Linked DNA regions of Homo sapiens: region 1 is linked to region 2. Evidence: read pairs that join two places in POLR2A ChIA-PET (ENCODE). Cell type or tissue: CD4-positive, alpha-beta T cell. All regions are shown on one strand. Region 1 holds the start of TRK-CTT3-1 (tRNA-Lys (anticodon CTT) 3-1). Region 2 has its middle 9.8 kb from the start of IL32.

Region 1 (5,000 bases), 83 kb after region 2:
ACCAGATTATAAGGGTGAAATTCTAAATTTGACTCCCCTGCTGGCTGGCTGGCTGGCTGGCTGGCTGGCTGGCAATGAGGACCACGTCCCTGATGGTAGGTGAGAGTCCCTGGTGTGCTGTAGCGTGCAATTATAAGAATTTTTGCCAGTGTTAAACTGGGGTGAAATAGAAGGAGAATTCCTCTTAAGGCAAATATTATGCAGAGAGGGTCCCAAATGCTCAGTTTACTGAATATGGAACGTGTATGCAAATTTTATACATACATAATTTTTATTTCTTTTTTTTTTTTCTTTTTTTTTTGAGACGTAGTCTCACTCTGTTGCTCAGGCTGGAGTGCAGTGGCACGATCTCGGCTCACTGCAAGCTCTGCCTTCCGGGTTCACGCTATTCTCCTGTCTCAGCCTCCCTAGTAGCTGGGACTACAGGCGCCCACCACCATGCCCGGCTAATTTTTTCTCTTTTTTAGTAGAGACGGGGTTTCACCATGTTAGCCAGGATGGTCTCGATCTCTTGACCTCGTGATCCGCCCGCCTCGACCTCCCAAAGTGCTGGGATTACAGGCGTGAGCCACCACGCCCGGCCAATTTCTTTTTATTATTATTTTGAGACGGAGTCTTACTGTGTTGTCCAGGCTGGAGTGCACTGGCACAGTCTCGGCTTACTGTAACCTCTACCTCCCGGGTTCAAGTGATTCTCCTGCCTCAGTCTCTGGAATAGCTGGGACTACAGGCGCACACCACCAAGCCTGGCGAAAATTTGTATTTTTTTTAAGGGCCGGGGGTCTCACCATGTTGCCTAGGCTGGTCTCAAACTCCTAGGGTCAAAGTGAGAGGATTATAGGCATGAACCACGACGCTCGGCCTCTTTTTTTTATGAAACAAGACAAAGGGGATCCTGAAGCCAGTTGGTTGGTGGAGCGTTTTGCGTTTGCCTGACCAACAATTCCCGATTTGCAAGGTATACGGAGTCACTTCCACGTTTTCTTATTTAGTTTACTTTCTTCCAAGTTGCAAGTCTAATCCATCCGACAAAATCTCACGCCCAACGTGGGGCTCGAACCCACGACCCTGAGATTAAGGGTCTCATGCTCTACCGACTGAGCTAGCCGGGCGGCTATGAGGAAAATGGTTTCCCACACCTCTGTTGGAGCTCTCCCGAACTTCCCTATTCTATATAAAATTGGTGGGGATGAGTCCTGGATCCGAGACATGAGACATGCTACATCCTGAGCGCTAGAGCCCTAAGCTCGGCGCGGACCGAGGACGCCGCCAGGCCCGTGCGGTCTGCCGTCCTTCGCGGGTGTGTGTCATATCCGCCGACCCTCGTGGGGGTGTATCCTGTCTGCCGACCCTCGTGGGCGTGTGTCCCGTCTGCCGTCCCTCGCGGGCGTGTGTCCCGTCTGCGGTCCCTTGTGGGGGTGTGTCCTGTCTGCCGACCCTCGTGGGGGTGTGTCCTGTCTGCCGTCCCTCGCGGGTGTGTGTCCTGTCCGCCGTCCCTCGCGGGTGTGTGTCCTCTCTGCTGTCCCTCGAGGGTGTGTGTTTCCTGTCTGCCGTCCCTTGCGGTGTGTGTCCCCTGTCTGCCGTCCCTCATGGGTGTGTGCGGCACCTGCAGCTCCCGGGAGCGGGAACGTCGGGGACAAGAGCTGAAGGGACGAAGGACACTGGAGATGGCCAGGGGGAAACTCGGCGTGACTCTCTCTTAGGGCTGTGTGAGGGTTTTCAAACCCTCATCCCTGTTTAGGGCCGGCAGCGAGGCCTCACCACAGGGACAAGCCCGGTAGACCTTTCTCCTCCTTAGGCTCCCAGTAAAATGCTGGGTCCCTTGCCAGTGGAAAACGGAAGAAAAGTTTGGAGCGTTTCTGGAGCCGCCCGTTTGGGAAGAAATGAACTCTGACCCCAGCTCCGGCCCGTGTATCGGAGGTCCCAGGGCTGCGAGGGTCGCCTGGGCAGAGCTCAGGCCAAGAAGGAGCTCGGCTGAGGACAGGAGCCCGGGGTCTGTGTGGGAGACGGGATCCCTTCCTAGGATGCCCGGGCTGGCCTGCTGGGAGGCGGCGGGGTCTCCTCCTCAGGGTCCTGCACTCGGGTTTCACATCGGGTGAAATTTCTGGGCTGGGGCTCAGCACGCGAGACCGCTGCCTCACGCGGGCCACACAGACCACCTCCCCGCGGGCCGCAGCCCCTGGTCACCGGCCCTCCTCTCGGTGCTGGGGCCGCCTGGAGCCGCTGGGAGCCGAGTGGCCCTCGGGGAGGCGGCGCCGCGGTGCCCAGGGTGCGGGGTCCGCCTCTGTGCGCCTGAGGGCGGGGGTCGTACAGGAGCTCTTCCCGGGGCTGGTCCCCGAGGCGCTGCACCTCCTACCAGCTTCCTGTGATCGAAACCGAAACCTCCACCTGCGCAACCCTCCCAGATGGGCTTGAGGTTGGGGTGTGGCCGGGACCCGGGCGGGGAGGGGTAGGGGTGGAGTGAAGGCGGGGTCTGGGGGGGTGCGCGTGGACGGGGAGAGTGGAACCGCGGGTGTGGACCTCCAAGTACAGACGTCAGAGAACGTTTGTCGTCCTGGCTCGTTGGTCTAGGGGTATGATTCTCGCTTTGGGTGCGAGAGGTCCCGGGTTCAAATCCCGGACGAGCCCGCTTTTTTTTTTTTTTCTGAACACCATCATTTTCTCGCGGTGAAGATTGAGGAGCTTCACGGAGTCTCGGCCGCAGGGAACTTGGTCTCTCCGTGGCAGCTGCAGGCGCCGGGGCCGATCCGACTTCCCGCTTCCGTCCGGCTTGCGGCCCCTCGCCTTGCCCGGCTACAGGAAGGACTCGCCTGCGCCTCCTGACTGGAGCCTTCCACCTGGGAGTTCTGAGTGCGCCTAAGGCCTGGCGCTGAGGCAGTGGACCCCAGATCCGGGACCCGAAAGGAGGGCAAACACCTCCACCGCCGCGTCTGCCTCTGCGGACGTGGCCCTAGATCCCGGGTGGCCATGGAACTTGGTCTGGGCGTGTAGTTTTCCTTTGAGTGGGTCGGTTCTAAGTTTAAATTTCCGACGAGCCCAGGGTTTCGAACTTCCTTCCTTTTTTCCTTCGTTTCTCTTTCTTTTCTTTTCTTTCTTTCTTTCTTTTTCTCTCTTTCTTTCTTTTTCTCTCTTTCTTTCTTTCTTTCTTTCTTTCTTTCTTTCTTTCTTTCTTTCTTTCTCTCTCTCTCTCTCTCTTTCTTTCTTTCTTTCTTTTTCTCTTTTATTTTCCTTTTTCTTCTTTTTTTGTTTTTTGTTTTTTTTGACAGTGTCTCCTTCTGTTGCCCAGGCTGGAGTGCTGGAGTGCAGTGGTGCGATCTCGGCTCACTGCAACCTCAACCTCCCAAACTCAAGGGATCCTCCCACCTCCACCTCCCAAGTAGCTGGGACTACAGGTGCTCACCACCACGCCAGGCTAAGTGTGTGTGTGTGTGTGTGTGTGTGTGTGTGTGTGTGTGTGTGTTTGTGTGTGTAAAACCGAGGTCTCGCTGTGTTCTGGAGGCTGGTCTCCAACTTGCACTCAAGCAATCTTCCTACCTCGGCCTCCCCTCACAAAGTGCTGCAATTACAGGCCAGAACCACCATGCTCAGCTGGTTCCTTTTCCTTCCAGGTCCTGAGGTCGCAGCGGCGCGTCCCTCCGGTACATGGCGGGGAAGAGGTGCGGTTCCGGGAGCCTGCGACGCCTCTGGGGAGTCCAAGCCCGGCTCCTAGCCCTTTGCCCGAGGACGGAGGAGGACCTGGGGGGCTTCCCCTAGCTGGTGGTCTCAGTTCTCCAGGGGCGGCGGAGACAGCAGGAAGCCCCAAAACCCGAGCTGGGTTTCCTGCTTGGAGTCGCAGGGTGTGGCAATGTTGAAGTTCGCCGTGCCCCTGCTCCCTATGGGAATTAGAATCCGGTCCAGGACAAGCATCGGGAAAGGGGGACAGTTTGTGACCGAGGAAACTAGGACTGATCCAGAACAGCGCAGGCAGAGACGCGCTGGGCTCATGAAGCGCGACAAAGGCCCCGACCCCTCTTCCGCTTGGCTCGTTGGTCTAGGGGTGTGGTTCTCGCTTAGGGACCACAGGGACAAGCCCGGGAGACCCAAGAGGTCCCGGGTTCAAATCCCGGACGAGCCCACACTTTAAGAACCCAGCAGGGGCTGGGCGCGGTCGCTCACGCCTGTAATCCCAGCACTTTGGGAGGCCGAAGCAGTGGATCACTTGAGGTCAGGAGTTCAAGACCAACCTGGGCAACACGGTGAAACCCCGTCTCTCTACTAAAAATACAAAAATTAGCTGGGCATGGTGGTGCACGCCTGTAGTCCCAGCTACTCAGGAGGCTGAGGCAGGGGAATCGCTTGAACCTGGGAGGCGAAGGTTGCAGTGAGCCGAGATTGTGCCACTGCGCTCCAGCCTGGGCGACAGAGCGAGACTCTGTCTCAAAAAAAAAAAAAAAAAAAAAAAGAACCCAGCAGTTTGGGAGGCCGAGGCGGGCGGATCACGAGGTCAGGAGATTGAGACCATCCTGGCTAACACGGTGAAACCCCGTCTCTACTAAAAATAAAAAAAATTAGCCGGGTGTGGTGGTGGGCGCCTGTAGTCCCAGCTACTCGCGAGGCTGAGGCAGGAGAATGACGTGAACCAGGGAGGCGGAGCTTGCAGTGAGCCGAGATCGCGCCACTGCACTCCAGCCTGGGCGACAGAGCGAGACTCAGTCTCAAAAAAAAAAAAAAAAAAAAAAAAATCAATGTTTGTGTCTGTGGCTTGTCCTTGGGGCACATGCGTCGTGGGACACAGGCTGTTTAACCAGGGAATTTTTTTCTGGGGCAGTCAGGGTGGATCTTGTCCTGAGGGACTCCTCCGAGTGACTGGAGTGGTGGTTGCATCCCGGAATGAGTGAGGCTTGTGACCTGGAGCTCCCAGACAAAACCTACTCACTCAATGGAGCGTGTCCCGCATAAGGTGAGCTTTTTACGACTGCAGATTTGCTCTCCTGCCGAGGCAAGGCTGATAGCAGTGGCTC
Region 2 (5,000 bases):
TGTGGGCTTCAAAGTTGAATTCAAGTAAGTCAGGGTTCTTCCACTTGTAATGAACAACTTCCTTAACCTCATTGTCTCAGGTTCCTCCCCTGAGAAATGCGAGGAGAACGGCGCCTGCTGGTGGCGGGGGCTTGCCGATGAAATGAGCCATTCACCCATGCCTCTCAGCACAGGGCCTGCCCTGGGCCGCATACTGTGCATTGTCAGCTGCTGTCGGAGCTGGGCTAGTGGCCGCCTTGAGAGCCAGCAGTCCACGGGGGTTGGCGAGCTTCTGGGAGGAAAGGGTGGAACGTGACTGTCAGGTACAGAGCTACAGAGAACCCCAGCATGAAGGAGTAGGTGGCAGGGGAGAAGGACTCAACAGAGATGGAGAAAGACTAAGCCCAAAGGTGATCAACAACAAGAGTGAAGGAGGAAGTGGTCAGCTGTGGCTGGGGCAAAACAAGCCCAGTAAGTTACATTGGCCTGTGTTTGGTCATCCAGGGACAAAGTGACCTTTTTAGTGCCGGTAGGCCCAGTGGGTTGGGGAAGAATTTAGGCGGCAGTGGGCTTAGGCATGAGAGGAGCGGAGGAAGAGAAGATTGAGTTGAGACCACTGGCTGGAGAACTTGACCAGGAAGGGAGGGCAGAGAGCGGCGTGGAGTCGGGGGAGGGAATAGGTCCAATGAGCGTCTTAGGATGAAGGAGTTGTGAGCACTCAGCACAGGATAAGCTGATACAAAGAAAGGGATGGAGGATGGATAGACTGACAGATGCATGCACAGAGGCAGGGTTGGATAGCATGACAGATGCATGCACAGAGGCAGGGATGGATAGATGGACAGAGGCATGCACAGAGAGAGGGATGGATAGATGGACAGATGCATGCACAGAGGCAGGGATGGATGGATGGACAGATGCATGCACAGAGGCAGGAATGGAGAGACAGATGAGTGCAAACAGGTAGGGATGGATGGACAGGTGCCTACACAGAGGCAGGGATGAATGGATAGATGGATGCACAGGGGCAGGGATGGATGGATGGACAGATGCATGCACAGAGGCAGGGATGTATGGACGGATGCATGGGCAGAGGCAAGGATGAATGGATGGATAGATGCATGCACAGAGGCAGGGATGGACAGACAGATGAATGCACAGAGGCAGGGATGTACAGAAGGATGCATGCACAGAGGCAGGGATGGACGGAGGGACAGATGCAGGCACAGAGGCAGGGATGGATGGACAGACAGATGCATACACAGAGGCAGGGATAGATGGACAGATACTGGCACAGAGGCAGGGATGGATGGACAGATGCAGGCACAGAGGCAGGGACAGACAGACAGATGCATGCACAGAGGCGTGTATGAATGGTTGGAAGGATGCATGCACAGAGGCAGTGATGGATGGGTGGGGAGATTGGATGGATAGATGCCGGTAGGTCGTTCTTGTCCTGGAGGAGGTGATCCAGGCTAAGTCCTCACACCGGGAGGGGCAGGAGGCGAGCATGGGGAGATACAGCTGTGTGTCCCAGTGCACTGGAAGTTACAGATGACATCGATGTCCTGTCCTGATGAAACAGGAAACACAATTGTCATTTGAAAGTTAGGGCTGAGGGCCGGGCGCGGTGGCTCACACCTGTAATCCCAGCATTTTGGGAGGCTGAGGCGGGGGGGTCACCTGAGGTCAGGAGTTCGAGACCAGCCTGGCCAACATGGTGAAATCCCGTCCCTACTAAAAATGCAAAAATTAGCTGGGTGTGTTGGTGGGGCGCCTGTAATCCCAGATACTCAGGAGGCTGAGGCAGGAGAATCACTTGAACCTGGGAGGCAGAGGTTGCAGTGAGCTGAGATCACGCCATTGCACTCCAGCCTGGGTGACAGAGGAAGACACCGTCTCAAAAAAAAAAAAAAAAAGAGACAGAAAAGAAAGTTGGGGGCCGGGGCTGGATGAAAGCTTGAGGGGCTGTGGGCCTGGCATGGGGCTGAGGGGAGTGTGCAGGAGCTGCCTGCCAAAGCCTGGGGCAAGGATGATAGGAGGTGCTGGGGCCCCTGTGGACTGCCCTCTGAGAATCTCGTGAGGCTGGGTCTGCACAGCTGTGGTTGTGTAACTTCCCCCAGATGCATGGTGTGACAAGGGTGCAGGAAGGGGTGCAGGGCCCGGAAGCTCAGTGTGGTTAAAGACATGCAAGGCAGGATAGAAGGTGAGAGATGAATGATATGGCCGTGATCAAAACACCAAACTTCAGTTTCTCAGAAAAAGGACTCAGAGCAACAAGAGAACCTACAGTCAACAAGGACATTCATCAGCGCACATGTGATTTGAGCAAGACCATTGAAGCCCCTGCTGAACGGCAGGCTGGCAGAGCCAGGGTACCTGGCCATCTACCTTGAAGTCTCTGTGCCTCAGTTTCCTCCTCTGTAAAATGGACATAGGGGACAGGTTTGGTGAGAAGTGAATGAAAACGTGTTTGCTACCCCTCTTAGGACTCATGTTTCATGCTTAGATGCTCAGCTAGTGGTTTTAGGGACCGAGAGAAATTTGCTTTTCAGTTCACCAGGTCGTTACCTATGAACCTGCCCTGAGCAGTGCTGACCTTAGTTAGAGATGGCCATGAAACTCATCCGCATGGGGTAATTGGGGCCTCCCTGTGGTGCTGCAGGGCTATGTCTCTGTCTTGGTCTCTTCAGGCCTCTCAGCAGCTGGAGCAGGAGCTGGCAGGCAGCTCACCGATGGATAAGGAGCTGGGCTTTGGCCAGGGCTGACATGGGAAGCGTCTCGGTCCTGCCGGTCCTGGCGCCTGAGCTGAATCCGGAGGGAAGAGGCTGCTGTGGTGGGAACAGGCTGGGAGCCAGGCCTGGCGCTGGGGCCGGCAGGCTGTGTTCTGAGAGTGCCTGCTAGAGGAGCTCTGTGTTCCCAAGGAGATGGAGGAAGACCTGGGGTGGGGGTGGTACAGGGTAGGGAGAGGAGGGGCAGAGGCTGTGGACAGGGAGATGGGGGAGGGGGGATGGAGGACTCAAGGGATGTAAGGGATATGGCTTGAGGAGGGATGGGGGCAGGAATGAGGGAAGGTCTTGGGTCAAGGACATGGACCTACATCCCCAGCAGATGGGGGAGATGGGCGGGGGTTGCTGACCATAGACTGGAGCTGGGAGGAGGGTACGCTGCCAGGGCTGGGGCTGCCAGCAGAGAATGGCACGCACCTTATAGGCTCCTGCCCCTGCCCCACTGCCCCCTCAAGTTCAAGTTTCTTTTTCTTTTCTTTCTTTTTTTGAGACGGGGCCTTGTTCTGTTGTCCAGGCTGGAGTTCAGTGACATGGTCATGCGTCACTGCAGCCTCGACCTCCCCAGCTCAAGCAAGCCTCCTGCCTCCCTGCCTCAGCTTGGAACCTGAGTAGCTGGGACCACAGGCGTGCACCACCATTCCTGGCTATTTTTTAATTTTTTTGTAGAGAAGGGGGTTCTCCTTATGTTGCCCAGGCTGGTCTTGAGCTCCTGGGCTCAAGTGAAACTCCTACCTGAGCCTCCCAAAGTGCTAGGATTACAGGAGTGAGCCACCACACCCAGCTCCTTCCCCTCAAACTTCTGTGCAAAAAGTGCTCCCTTCCCAGAGGAGGGTCCCCATCTGTGTGTAAGGTGGCCCCTTCCTCTATGTGTTCTCTGGGTCGCTTCAGCCCTGTGGCCCAGTGTCCAGCACAGCCATGCTGAGTGGGTGACTGGAGAAAGGGATCGTGGAGGATTGGGGCAGGGGGGTGCTGGGCAGAGGCGGCTGGGGTCACCTCTGGAAGGTGTCCTGCTGTTCCTGTTGGCTGCAGCTGCACTTGCAGGGCCTTCCTGTGCCCCCCTTTCCTGGTGCAGGGGCACCCTCTGCTTGCTGAGACCAGCTCGGTCAGGGAGATCTTAAACCAGGGGCGCTAGAGGAATTAAAGACACACACACAGAAATTCAGAGGTGCGAAGTGGGAAATCAGGGGTCTGACAGCCTTCAGAGCTGAGAGCCCCAACAGAGGTTTACCCACATATTTATTAATAGTAAGTCAGTCATTAGCATTGTTTCTATAGATAATAGATTAACTAAAAGTATCCCTTATGGGAAATGAAGGGATGGGCCGAAGTAAAGTGGTGGGTCTGGTTAGTTATCTGCAGCAGGAGTGTGTCTTTAAGGCACAGATCACTCAGGCTATTGTTTGTGGTTTAAGAACGCCTTTAAGCGGTTTTCCGCCCTGGGTGGGCCAGGTGTCCCTTGCCCTCATTCCGGTAAACCCACAACCTTCCAGCGTGGGCGTCACGGCCATCATGAACGTGTCACAGTGCTGCAGATTTTGTTTATAGCCAGTTTTGGGGCCAGTTTATGGCCAGATCTTGGGGGGCCTGTTCCCAACATGTCCCCCCTTCTTTGATTTGCAACTCGATAAAAGCAAAGGCAGCTTTGTCACTGTGAGTTACTTCTCGCAGGAGTTAGGATCCACATCTGCAGACTATACAAAGACAAACAACACAGATTAAAAGCACAATCACATCATTGAAATTACAGAGCTTCCAAGTATTTTTATCCATTTTAATGGGTTACTAGCTGCAAATCTGTCTGCAGTTCCTTTAAGCACTCCAGTTGCTGGTATTAAGGTCAGGTGTGCCTGGGATGCTTTAAATATTTTTTCTTTTAATTTTACTGTATCCAAAAAGCTTGTAGAGTGTCCTTCTAGATGCTTTATTCTTTCCCCAATTTTGATCTTATTAAGAGCTATTAATAGTTTCTACAAATCCTTAATGTTTAGCTCCTACAGCGGGCCTTATCGTTTGAGGTTGAGGTGCCACTATACCAGCATGGTTCCAGATAATAGGAACTTTTGCCATACTTCTTATTGTTTCTACCATCTGACCGTTTTGTTCAGACCAGCTGCACATAGTGTGGCCGTGGCACGCAGGCTGAGAGGTGCAATTTAAGCTAAACATCCCCTTAGGGGACCAATTAACAGTGATTCCATAGGAATCGTTGCGCAGCACCTCTGCCTGTTCTGC

The links. ChIA-PET counts read pairs that join two places held together with the same protein. Peaks named below come from ENCODE experiments on the same cell type or tissue, not always from the same donor. Only the 100,000 strongest peaks of a DNase experiment are listed, where the experiment ranks them.
Region 1: POLR2A ChIA-PET joins it to region 2 with 10 read pairs; 15 of 35 experiments call an interaction of 5 or more read pairs at or near these places.

What each region holds. Positions count from the first base shown.
Region 1 is chr16:3,156,366-3,161,365 of GRCh38, forward strand. It overlaps TRK-CTT3-1 (tRNA-Lys (anticodon CTT) 3-1), which reads right to left and starts at 1,112; the gene lies at 1,040-1,112. It overlaps TRP-TGG3-3 (tRNA-Pro (anticodon TGG) 3-3), which reads left to right and starts at 2,557; the gene lies at 2,557-2,628. RefSeq lists silencers at 1,030-1,079, 2,100-2,319, 2,450-2,589. In CD4-positive, alpha-beta T cell, no CTCF peak of the experiment used is centred here; DNase peaks (open chromatin) are centred at 1,356, 2,446 and 3,566; H3K4me3 peaks cover 2,971 bases; H3K27ac peaks cover 1,180 bases.
Region 2 is chr16:3,072,985-3,077,984 of GRCh38, forward strand. It overlaps the pseudogene LOC107984896. Among named protein-coding and RNA genes, the nearest start is that of IL32, 9.8 kb to the left of the region's middle. RefSeq lists silencers at 1,534-1,717, 4,105-4,264 and enhancers at 1,898-2,017, 2,088-2,177, 2,298-2,347, 3,695-3,744. In CD4-positive, alpha-beta T cell, no CTCF peak of the experiment used is centred here; DNase peaks (open chromatin) are centred at 97, 2,117, 2,617, 4,247 and 1 weaker place; H3K4me3 peaks cover 3,767 bases; H3K27ac peaks cover 3,726 bases.